Linked DNA regions of Homo sapiens: region 1 is linked to region 2. The links are chromatin contacts, found by Hi-C or POLR2A ChIA-PET in ENCODE. All regions are on one chromosome and are shown on one strand. The core of a region is the stretch at or near the end of the contact, and the rest is flanking DNA. Distances in the headings are between cores, read along the strand shown.

Evidence for each region. A loop is a pair of places that touch in the nucleus more often than their neighbours do. ChIA-PET counts read pairs that join two places held with the same protein, here RNA polymerase II (POLR2A). Pooled maps may share reads with other maps.
Region 1: a pooled map shows a loop between it and region 2 (3-fold over the local background). The contact joins the enhancer-like site here to the promoter of PDIA5 in region 2. A Hi-C loop is called at or near these places in 1 of 168 maps with a recorded cell type or tissue (HepG2) and 4 of 50 pooled maps. POLR2A ChIA-PET finds 5 or more read pairs at or near these places in 2 of 52 experiments (Caco-2 and HepG2).

What each region holds. Positions count from the first base shown.
Region 1 is chr3:123,148,864-123,154,729 of GRCh38, forward strand. PDIA5 (protein disulfide isomerase family A member 5) reads left to right here. Exons shown (of 17, transcript NM_006810.4): 14 at 1,371-1,501. Among named protein-coding and RNA genes, the nearest start is that of MIR7110, 10 kb to the right of the region's middle. RefSeq lists an enhancer at 5,265-5,765. Within about 2 kb of position 3,973, at least 5 of the 41 ENCODE cell types and tissues checked have a DNase peak (open chromatin) inside an H3K27ac peak, as active enhancers do.
Region 2 is chr3:123,064,880-123,070,847 of GRCh38, forward strand. PDIA5 (protein disulfide isomerase family A member 5) reads left to right here and starts at 2,146. Exons shown (of 17, transcript NM_006810.4): 1 at 2,146-2,327. The coding sequence starts at 2,286. RefSeq lists a silencer at 2,201-2,440.

The sequences.
Region 1 (5,866 bases), core at 2,723-5,222, 86 kb after region 2:
AGAACTGAGACTCGTCACCCAGAAGCAGGGCGAGCAGACAGCGCCAGAAAAGGTGGATGGCATTTACAGGCAGGTGCATAGGCTGCCAGGCTGTGGGTAACTGAGATGCGCCTGCCAGCAGGCCAGCCTGGGGAGGCAGTGTTCAGGGAAAAGGCAGAGCAGAAAGGTCAGATGAGTGGTGTCAGCCATGGAACCAGAGAAGCTGGAGGACAAAGACAGGGAGGAAGGCTGGGAGGGGCCCGTCTTAGTCACCAGCACAGGAGAAGGTGAGAGGCAGGGAGACTGATTTGGGAGGAGGAGGGAAGAGTAATGTGTTCTAAGTCATGGTGGATTTGAGGTTACAATGGGACTTCCAGCTGGAAATGCCTGAAAAACACCTGGAAATAAGGAGCTTGGATGAGAGGTGAGGCCTTAAGTTCTTCTCAGCCATGGAAATCACTGGAGCCATGCAGAGGAATGAGATCTTTGAGAATTGCAAGGGCTCAGAATAGAACTGGAAGCACAGAGAGGGCTGCACTCAGCTGGTGCAGGGGCTGTGGCACAAGCCCAGTGGGAGACGTGGCAGCGTGGGTGTAGCCCTCTCCCCAGAAATACTCCCAAGAAGGGGAGCTGAGTTATAGAGAGGGAAGCAGGGGAGCAAAAGCTATTGCAAGACCCTGGAGATCCATCCTTGCATGAGGCAGAGTGGAGGGACCCAGTGGACAGCAAGAGACTGAGAAGCAATAACATTTATCCAATGCCTGGCATTTATTAGAGCATCTAGGCTCTCAGTAAATATTAGTTCCTTGACTGAGTAGATGCTTTTCATACATTCTCTGCTCTTCATAAAGATCCCATTGTCCTCATTTAACAGAAAAGAAAACGGAGGCTCAGAGGGGTTTAGTAACTTACCTAAGGTTGCACAGCTGGTAAGTCATCTGGACTTGAACCCAGGCCCGCCTCACTCCTTGGCCCATGCTCTCCACCAGAACAGAAGCTGAGAACCAGAAGATAATGAACGATCATGTAGGGTCCTAGAGGGGGCAGAAAGGAGGGGCCTGGGAGTCCAAGCAGAGGTGCCTCTATGCTCTTGTCAAGGAGTTCGTGGCCCACAACTGGGGGGGCTGCCCTGACCTGAAATGGTGTCAAGTCTTCCATATTTTACAAAATGGCTCCTTAATGGGCTCCTCAGAGGGAATCAGGGAAGGTCTTTGCTGGTGGCACAGATTTGTTTGTGTTTAAACTGTGGTTTTAAAATGAAATTTTAGAAGGATTGTAGTGGTTTCTTCATGCATGTTCCCCCGAGTGGTTGGGACATTGAGGGTGGATTTCCTTGCCCATCTAAAAATCTCTCCTTATGGCTGCCTCCCCACTCCCCTGGCTTCTTGCAGCCCTGAGGCCCCCCCGCCCCCAGAGCCCACGTGGGAAGAGCAGCAGACAAGCGTGTTGCACCTGGTGGGGGACAACTTCCGGGAGACCCTGAAGAAGAAGAAACACACCTTGGTCATGTTCTACGCCCCTTGTAAGTAGCTTGGGTGCTCACTGAGTGGCACAGTAAGAGGGGTTTGGCCCCACCAAACCAAAAAGACCCGCACACCCACCCCAGGGACCAAGGCAGCCGCTGATGGATCCCAGGGTCATCTCCATTATGAACCAGGCTCTCCAATTTTATTCCAGGCTAAGAGGTCCTTCAAATCCAGGGCCTCCTTTTGTCAGACTCGTCGGGCTCTCCTTCCTTTGGGGCAGCCTTTCTCGTGTCTGTCCTAAAGCCCTCTGCCTCTGTGCTCGTCCCCTCTTGTCCCTGGGCTCCTCCATGCCCCTGTCCCCTACCTGCACACTTCCCACCCCTCAGCTGTCCCCGCCCCCTCTTCCTTCTCCAGACACTGACTTATCTTCAGCACCTTGGAACCCCCTCTCCCTGCCCTTCCAGATGGCTCTGGAGCCGTGGCATAGGCACAGCCACATTCGCTCCTGAGCTCCTGTGCTGTGCTCGTTTTAATCAGAGCTCAAGCTGAGGAAGTGACACGTCTGCCGACATTGGCATCGGTGACCTCAGGTTTCTGTGTATTCCCATTTTGAAGTTGTTAATTGATACTTACAATGAAAGGTTCTTAGAATTTCCCACTCTCTGCTGCCCTTCTCTCTCTCCCCCAGGTTACAGCTCAGCTTAATGGAGTGAGGATAATAAAAGCTGCAGTCTACAGAGAAGCCAGGCAGCTCCATCTAGCCATAAACCTGCTCAGTTGTAGCTGGCCCTCCTGTTGGCTCCCCCGTCCCCACCTTTCAAGTGTCAGTAATCCGTGGAGTCTGTGTGTTCTCAGGGTCTGAGAGGGGCCGCCACAGCCTCAGCCCCTCCTTGAGGCAGCCTCCCTGCCCATCTCTTTCTGCCTTTCCTTCTCAGAGTGGGACTTGTCCTCTCCCAGTCCCTTACAGAGCTTCCGGCTGTCCTCTTCGGTCTGTAGAGTGTGCCCAGAAGCCTGAAAATTTTCGGGAGCTGACATCTTCCCTCTGGCATTAGGGGGTGGAGGACTGAGCCTTGCCCAAGGCCATGGGGCAAGTTAGTGGCAGGCCCCTCCCGCAGCCTGGATGGCTCTCTCTATGTCACAGGCACAGTCCAGAGAGTGAGAGTGTTTTCAGCAGCAAGTGAGAACCTGGCTGCAGGAGTGGAAGCCCTTGACCAGACGAAATACTTTCCCCCAGACCTCTGGACCAGAGCCCAGTGCTTCCTCTGCCTCTCTTCAGCTCCTCCCTGACTGAGGGGCCTTCATAGCAGACATAAGCCCCCCGCCACCCTGACCCTGGCTGCTGGGACCGACAGGTGCTTGAATCCCCAGGGAATCTGGGAGAGACTCTTACCCTTTTGGGCTGCCAAAGATCTACAACTCCTTCCTTCCTGCCTGCCTGCCTGCCTGCCTGCCTGCCTGCCTGCCTGCCTGCCTGGCCTGCCTTCCTGCCTGCCTGCCTTCCTGCCTGCCTGCCTGCCTGCCTTCCTGCCTGCCTGCCTTCCTTCCTGCCCTCCTTCCTTCCTGCCCGCCTTCCTGCCTGCCTTCCTTCCTGCCTGCCTTCCTTCCTGCCTTCCTTCCTTCCTGCCTTCCTTCCTGCCTGCCTTCCTTCCTGCCTGCCTTCCTTCCTGCCTTCCTTCCTGCCTTCCTGCCTTCCTTCCTTCCTTCCTTCCTGCCTTCCTTCCTGCCTGCCTTCCTTCCTGCCTGCCTTCCTTCCTGCCTGCCTTTCTTCCTGCCTTCCTTCCTGCCTTCCTGCCTTCCTTCCTTCCTTCCTTCCTTCCTGCCTTCCTTCCTGCCTGCCTTCCTTTCTGCCTTCCAGCCTGCCTGCCTTCCCGCCTGCCTTCCCACCTGTCTTCCACCTACCCATCAAATATCAGCTCTGTGCTGTGCAGTGTCTAGGGCCCAGGGTACAAGGGAGGGAGACATGTCCCTGCCAGGCCTTGAGGGGCTCACTGTCTACCCTGACAAAATTCTAAACACAATCCATCCAGGGCAGGGTCACTGAGTGACTCAACCTCTGGCAGAGGGCTTGGTCCTTAGAGTTTCTTCATTTCTGTTACTGCGTTTTTCTGTCCCTAAACCTTGCCCCAGGGACATACATCTTTATCAGTGGGTTACAGGGGGAAGACTTTCCAAGGACAAAAAAGATACATCTTTTGACTTTTTAATAATGAAAATAATAATACCTATTTTTATATATAAATATGGCATATACTATATACTTTTTATATATGAAGGATCTAAACACTACAGAAATGTCAAATAGTAAAGTCAAATGCCTGATAGAGGTCTAAAGGAAAAGCAGCATACCCACACGTTCCTGCTCCCCTTCTAGCTGCCTCACCCCAACATCTTACCTCCCCTCACATCTCTCCACCTCCCACATCCCTTCTCCCACCATGTCTGCCCCTGCATCCTGTCTCCCCAGCTTCTGCACAGCTCTTCCTCCTGCTGTTTCATTGTTCCTTTTACGCTGAATGGTCTGGTCATGGTGACTGCCCTTCTCAGGCCAGCTTGGCGGAGTCTCTAGAACTGCAATTGTCCAGCCTGTCCTCAGTCTTTGTTCCTCTTTCCCCACTCTGGGAGGCGTCTTTGGTTTTCTGCTACACAGAGGCAGTGCCTTTTTTTTTTTTTTAAGCCTACATTAAATAAAAAAAATCATCCACATCTGGCCCTCCTGACACCTCTTGGAAGCATCTTCATGCACTTTCTGAAACAGCCCTCCCTCCCATTACTCATTGGCCCCACTCTTTCTTTCGGATAATGAGAAAATTAGATGCAACAGAAAGCCATTAATCTGAGGCCTAGATATTTTAAATTGATGGTAACAGGAATTTACACTAGGCTGACAGTTACCTTTAGACTTTCAATGAACAAAGAGGTTAAAAAGGAAAAATTAATAGTGAAACCAGGTTTTGAGGAAGGGGGGTGGTTATTTTCGCCAGCCTAATGCTATTATGGGCATAGGCCACACACAAGGGGCCTGCAGCTGCCTGCAGGAGCTGTCTGTGACATACCTTGTTAACCAGTAGATTGCGCTCTTTAAGTGTTTTGAAAATTTTATAACATCATCCCTTTATAGTGTGACATTTTCATGAATTTGAGCTATTTTTCTTTCTGTTATGTCAAATTAGTGAAGTGTTACTTGTAATTTCCATTTTAGGCTATTAAAAAATCATCCAGTCTCTGCCATGAGCTAGGCTGTGCTAGGCACATTGCTAAGCTGTGCTTGTCTCATTTCTGATATAACCCATCACTGGCCCAGGTCTCTTCTGCTCCTTCTGCATGAGACTTGGCAAAGCCCTCTACACCCCCACCCCCCATCACCCCCCACAATGCTCTGGGCCAGCTGGCCACTCTGCCAGCCAGGCCATGTGGGTGGTCCTGCTCATCTCAAGACTGGCTCAAGGACTAAATTCAGATTAAACTTGTAGCTTAGCCTTAATTTGGTTTCACAAAACCCTTTGAAATGCCAGTCATTATTATCTTATTTTAAAAAGGAGAAAGTAGATGAGCAAAGCCGTTTCTGTTCCCACCGTGGCATCTCTGCCTTCCCGAGGCTGAGGGAGGCTGGCTGACGTAGAGGTGTGGGCTGGAGCCTCCCCTTGCTCAGGGAAACCCTCCCCTCAGAGCCCTTCTGTGCCCTGGACAGTTCTGTTCACCAGTGACTGGGAAAGGGCTGAGAGAGGAGGGGGGTTTGGGTTCTGATCTGTTAGTGCTGAGGGAAGGGCTGGATCAGCCTGCAGCTCCTGGGCTCACCAGGACAGGAGGAGAAAGTGGCCCCCACAGAGGTCCCTACCCTGCTTCTGAGACACTGAGGTCAGAGTTGGGGCTCAGGGTGATGCCCAGAACAAGAGACAGATGCTGGAGGTAGGGGCCCCAGTATAGCTCAAAGGCCTTAGGCTGCTCTGACAAGCCTTCTCCCTGGGACAGGGAGCATCAAGGGACCTGAGGACTGCCTGGTGACTTCCCGTAGCTCCTCTCCCTCTTACCCTGACCATGGCCTTCCTGTTCCTGGCTTTGAGGTTCTGGTTATTGTAGAGCAAAGAGTAGATGGAGACCTGGGGACCAGGGCCTGATTTGGCTGCTCACAGTCTGGGCTGGGTGGAGGTTGCTAGGAATGCAGAAGTTAGCAGCAAATCATGAGCAGTGGGTGCAGAGTAGTTGCCCCAAAATCCCCCCACCCTGCATTTCCCAACGCCACTTCCTCTCAGTCAGGAAATGGAGAGATTTGCTATTGTCCCTGGAGCAAGAGAAGATTGTAGCGGCTCTGAGAATCCCGTGCCTTCCTCTTTAAGCCCAAAGCTCCCTCTGCCCCCAAGATCAGGCTGTTCCTCGTCCTCTGTGGAAGGAGCAGAACTAGACTACAGTGACCATCGCCCCCC
Region 2 (5,968 bases), core at 896-3,395:
GGGTAATGGGAAACCACTGGAGGGTTTCAGGGGAGGGGCAAGCAAGATCCAACTGACATTAACATATGGATGGCATGGGGGAGAAGCAGGCACACTCTTTCAGAAACTGTTACCCTTCCCTAGGTGATAGTCACTTAGACTTGGGAGGTGGCAGGAGAGATATATTCTGGAGGTAAAATTGACAGGATGTGGTGAGGGGTTGGATGGGCCTGTTGTGAATAGGAAGCGAGTAATGGATAACTTCTAAGTTTTGAGCTTTGACTCTCCTGACAGAAGGCAAGGACCTTTCAGCTATAACTTACCAACCTCTGACTGTGCTGTTCTCTTGTTCATCTCACTACTGGATATCTTGAGCCTCAGGACATAGTAAGTGTTCAATAAACATTCTTGAATGTATGAACTGACTGCATGCAAGAATGCTTTAGCACAGCAGGGCCCAACCTTTTTGTCACCAGGGACCGGTTTTGTGGAAGACAAGTTTTCCACAGATGGTGGGGGGACAGGGGATGGTTTTGGGATGAAACTGTTCTATCTCGGATCATCAGGCATTAGATTCTCATAAGGCACCCACAACCTAGATTTCTTGAATGTGCAGTTCACAATAGAGTTCACACTCCTATGAGAATCTAATGCCACCACTGATCTGACAGGAGGCAGAGCTCAGGTGGTAATGCTCGCTGGCCCACAGCTTGCCTCCTGGTTCCTAACAGGCCACAGACTGTCCAGAGGCCCAGCGTTTGGGGACCCCTGCTTTAGCACAGGGAATGGGTTCAATAAAGAGTTTTTTTCTTTTGAAAATTTTTACTCAGGTAAAATTCACATAACATCAATTAACCATTTTAAAGTGTACAGTTTAGTGGCATTTAGTACCTTCACAATGTTGTGGAACCATCATCTCCATCTAGTTCCAAAATGTTTTATCACTCCCAAAGGAGTCCCTATACTCATTAAGCAGTCATTCCCCATTCCTTCCTCCCCACCCCCACTACTATGCTTTCTGTCTCTGTGGATTTACCTATTCTAAATATTTCATAAGATGTAATCACATCATATGTGACTTTTTGTGTCTGGCTTCTTTCATTAGCATACATTTCTGAGATTCATTCATTGTAGAATGTATTAGCATTTTATTCTCTCCCCCCCACCTTTTTTTTTTTTTTTTTTTTTGAGACAGGGTCTCACCCTGTGGCCTAGGCTGGGGTGCAGTGGCATGATCTTGGCTCACTGCAGTCTCCATATCCCAGGTTCAAGCAATCCTCCCGCCTTAGCCTCCCAAGTAGTTGGAACTACAGTCCCTTGCCACCACACCAGCTATTTTATTTTATTTTATTTTTATTTTTAGCAGAGATGAGGTCTTGCTATGTTGCCCAGGCTGGTTTCAAACTCCTAGTCTTACACGATTCTGCTGCCTCAGCTTTCCAAAGTGTTGGGATTACAGTCATGAGCTGCCCTGCTGGGCCACTTTATTCCTTTTAATGGCTAAATAACATTCCATTAGATGGATGTATCACACTTTGTTTACCCATTCATCCTTTGACAGACGTTAGAGTTGTTTCTACCTTTTGGTTATTGTAAATAGTGTTGCTGTGAACACTGGTGTACGTGCATTTGTCTGAATACCTGTTTTCAATTCTTTTGGGTATTAGCCTAAGGGTGGAATTGCTGGTCATATAGTAATCTATGTTTAACTTTTTGAGGAACCACCAGATTGTTTTCCAACAGCTCAATAATGTTTTACTGAAGTTAAATAGAATAAGCAGGAGGGAGTCTGGGAGGCAGGGATGAGGGCTTTTCCTGTCCTTCACAGGCAGCCCTGGACTCTGCCATTTACCGGCTGTGTGATCTGGATCAACGTACTTAAATTCCCTGCGCTGCCTCCTAATCCTCAAAGTGGAGAAAATAAAACCTAATTTCTGTGAGCTGCGTGAGATACTGTTTCTGAAGCTCCAGGCACAGAGTAAGCCCCCGCTCATTAATTGCCTTCCCTTACTCCCTGACCTTGCCTTTTCGCACTTCACTCGCTGCCACGTGGCCTCGGAGCCCAGTCCGCACCCGCAGCCCCCAGCTGAGCCAGGCTGCAGACTACAACTCCCAGCGAGCACTTCTTCCCGGCCGCCTCTCCCCAGCTGCTGCGCATGCTTTGGCAGACGTGGCACCGGGAACTCGGAGGCGGGGAGCGGCTGGGAAGTGGCCGTGGTGGTTGGCCGCGGTGGAGCTAGCAGGCGGGCGGGCGGGAGCGGGCGCCGGAGTGGAGAAAGGAGCCAGCGGTGGGCAGCGCTGCTGGGATGGCGCGGGCCGGGCCGGCGTGGCTGCTGCTGGCAATCTGGGTGAGACTGTGGGGCAGGGATCCGGGCCGGGCCAGCACGTGTGTCCCGCGTGCCCTTCTGCGCTCTCTGCTCCAGCCCTCTGCGGAACGTGCGGGGAGCTGCCCCGGGGCACCGGGATGAGGGCGTGCATGCCAGGCAGGCGGGCACTGGGTGCTACGCGGGAGACAGCGGGCGTCCCGGTGCCCTCGCCGCCAAGCGCTCCCGGACGCAGGGGCAGGAGGCAGCTGTGGGGCGCCGGGAGATCCCTGGCAGGGTGCTTACGCCACGGCCACAACTTTGCGGGGATGCAGGTCGGGGCACAGCCGGTCGGGCAGGACGCCGGCGGGCTGCGGGGTGAGCTCCGCTCCAGACTCCGAGCCCTGCACCTGTGTGAGTGCGGGGTGGGATGGGGGTGCTTACTACCTGCACTGCCGGAAACCTTGGTTTAGGGCCACCTTGTTCTTGGCTTCGGCCCCAGGCGTCTGGGAAACTGCGGGCCACCACCTGGGCCTCCGCCCACAGGCCAGGCTCGGTGGGCTGGGTGGGGTCGACGTAGCCCGCCCCGGCGGAGGAGCTGCTCCTACACCCAACTGAGGCGGGCTCGAGCCTCAGCCACTTTCTAGCTGTGTGACGCGGCGGTTCATTTAATGTATCTGAGCTAGTTTCCTCATGCATGATATAGAAAGGCAAAGCTACCCCCATAGGGTGGTTCTGAGAGTCGGATGAGGTCTCAGTGGAGGAAGCTGTGTAAACTGCAAAATCTTACAAAAGTGGAAAAGGAGTGGACTCCAAGAGTAGTTTGCTACACTTGGTGGGGGGGACTCCAGGCATCCCTGAGAGAGGTCGGAATGGGTGTGCCTGCCGGCCCAGGTCTGGGGTTTGGCCTTCGTTTCGCTGTGGGTGTGTGATGAGATATTGTGGCCTCCTTCCCCATCTTTTCCATAACTTATGCGCTCCCTTATTTTAGGACCATCCTGGTCCTTTTCCCCTGAAGTTCCAGGGAACTTCCTGTTCCTGGCACCCTCCCCCCAACCCAGATTTTCCCGTTCTTTTCCATTTGGGTGTGGCAAGGACACTGGGCAAATGGGAGGAGAAAAGTGTGGGTTGAGTTGCTTGAAACACTTCCATCTCCCAATACCCTGGCCTTTTGGATCACCAGTGAGGAGTGGCCTGGTACTCTCTGGTTGGAAGTGGGTGGGGAAAGAAGCCCCCTGTTCTCTTCGGTCTGTGTTCTCCCTCTTGGGGAGAACCAGGCTGGAGTGGGGCAGTGTCACTTAATTGCGTCTGGGTTTGTTGAATGCTGGTTTGCCATCAGTTCCCTGGAGCCAGTTGGTCTGGGCGGGTCTCTGGGCCAGGAGGAGGGAGCTATCTCCTGAAACGCCCCCCATCGGTCTTTGCACTTGGGCTGAGTAGGAGGTCCTGCTTTCCTCCCTTTCCCCTCCCTTTTGTGAAAACAAACGGCTTGAGAATCTGAAATTTCATTCGGCAGACATTTATTTGTCAATCACATTGTTTGGATTGATATTTTGCCCTCCACTGGGTTAGATTTTGGGCGGAGAGCAAAACACACATTGTACCTGCCGTCTGGTGTTGCCCTGGATTGGGCAAAGGAGTCAGTCCTGTGAGCAAATAATGACAGAACTGCAAGTGCTGTGACCTTAAGTACTAGTATCCTTCACTGAACCGGAGCCATACGTTGATTTAAAGGGAGGTCAGCCATGGCTTTCCTGAGGTGGTAGGGTTGAACAGAGTCTGAAAGATGTGTGGTAGTTAGCTAGGCAGTGGAGGGCTGCAGGTCCCCTTCACCAGGAGGTGCGGAAGAGCAGGTAGGTTTGCTGAAAGCACTAGAACCTGGGAGTCCTGAGCAAGCAATTTCTATCTTCTCCTTTCCCTAAGCCCTAGAGTTGGCTTAGCGGGTAGGAGGTGGAGGGAGCATGCCAACAGGAGCAGTGGTGAGTGATTGCTGGACAGCGCGTTGGGTCTTTGTAAATTTAAATGCTGTATCTATCTGATAAGTGCTCCCCAGGTTCCTGGAAGCCGGTTGGGTTTCTTTGTTCACTCAATATTTACTGAGGGCTGATATGTGCACAGGACTGGGCTGTGACCTGAAGGGTATAAAGGCATCTGCAGGGATTCGTGTACAGGGATATACACCCACCACATTTTTTACAATAGCAAAATGTGGAAATGGGTTAAATGCTCAATAATAGTGGCATGGTTAAATAATATCTGGCCTTGTCCATATCATGGAAAGTGATATTTATCTTTTTCAGTTTGGCCTGCTATAAGAAATATCCCATAGACTGGTGGTGTAGAACAATTGAAATGTATTTTTCACAGTTCTGCAGACCAAAAGTCCGAAATCAGGGTGCCAGCATGGTTGAATTCTAGTGAGGACCCTCCTCCAGAAGACTCTTGACTTCTCACTGTATTCTCATATGATAGAAAGAAGACTAGACAGTTCTCTTGGGTCCCTTTTTCAAGGGCACTAATCCTATTCATGAGCGATCCACCCTCATGACCTAATTACGTACCAAGGGCCCCACCTCCTAACACCACCACTTTGGGGGTTAGGATTTTAACATATGAATTTTCAGGGGAATGACAGAAATACTCAGTCCTGGCCGGGCACAGTTGCTCACACCTGTAATCCCAGCAGTTTGGGAGGCTGAGGCGGGTGGATCACCTGAGGTCAGGAGTTCGAGACCAGCCTGGCCAACATGGTGAAACCCCGTCTCTACTAAAAATACAAAAATTAGCCAAGCATGGTAGCGGGCGCCTGTAGTCCCAGCTACTCAGAAGGCTGAGGCAGGAGAATCGCTTGAACCCAGGAGGCAGAGGGTGCAGTGGGCTGAGATCGCGCCACTGCACTCCAGCCTGGGGGATGGAGCAAGACTCCATCTCAAAAAAAAAAAAAAAGAAGAAGAAGAAGAAGAAATATTCAGTCCATTGCAATGTTTATAAAGAATATTTTTATTTACCAGAATATTATGTTTATTATGAAAACATTTTATGATGTTTATGAAGAATATCTAAGGATGTGGAAAAATGCCCAAGTGTGATAAGTAAGGGAAAAGCAGGATGTAAAACCAAATCTGAGGGTGGCTGAAGTTACATGTATGAAGAATTAGTGCATCAAAATGTTAACAGTCATTGTTCTGGAAGGTGGAGTTGTGATGACTTCTGCTTCTTTGCTTATGCTTTTCTGTGGATTCCAAGTTTTTCACATGAATATGTATTAGTTTATAATCAGAAAAGTTAATAAAGATTTTTTAAAATGTTGCTTTGGGAACCCTTAGCCTTCCAAAAGAATACTGGGGAGGAAGGTGTCACTGTCAAACACGTGGGACAGGTTAGTTCCAAGAGCTTCCAGGCTGGGTGTCTGTGCCCTCAGAGGCTATGGGTGGCGGTGCCCTCCCTGCCAAGTGCTCCTGGACACAGGGGCAGGAGGTAGCCCTAGGGCACAGGGCGATCCCTGCCGAGCCATGCTGCCCTGCTCCCATCCCTGCGCTGACTGCCTGCTTTCCTGCTGTCCAGCTCAGCTCATCCCTGCAGCTGACTCTTCTCTAGGGCCGTCCATGCTGATTGTCCTGTTGGCTCCATCCAGCCTGTAGGATGGAGAAACGTCGAGCTGGAGTGAACTCTAGGTCTCCTAGCTCAGT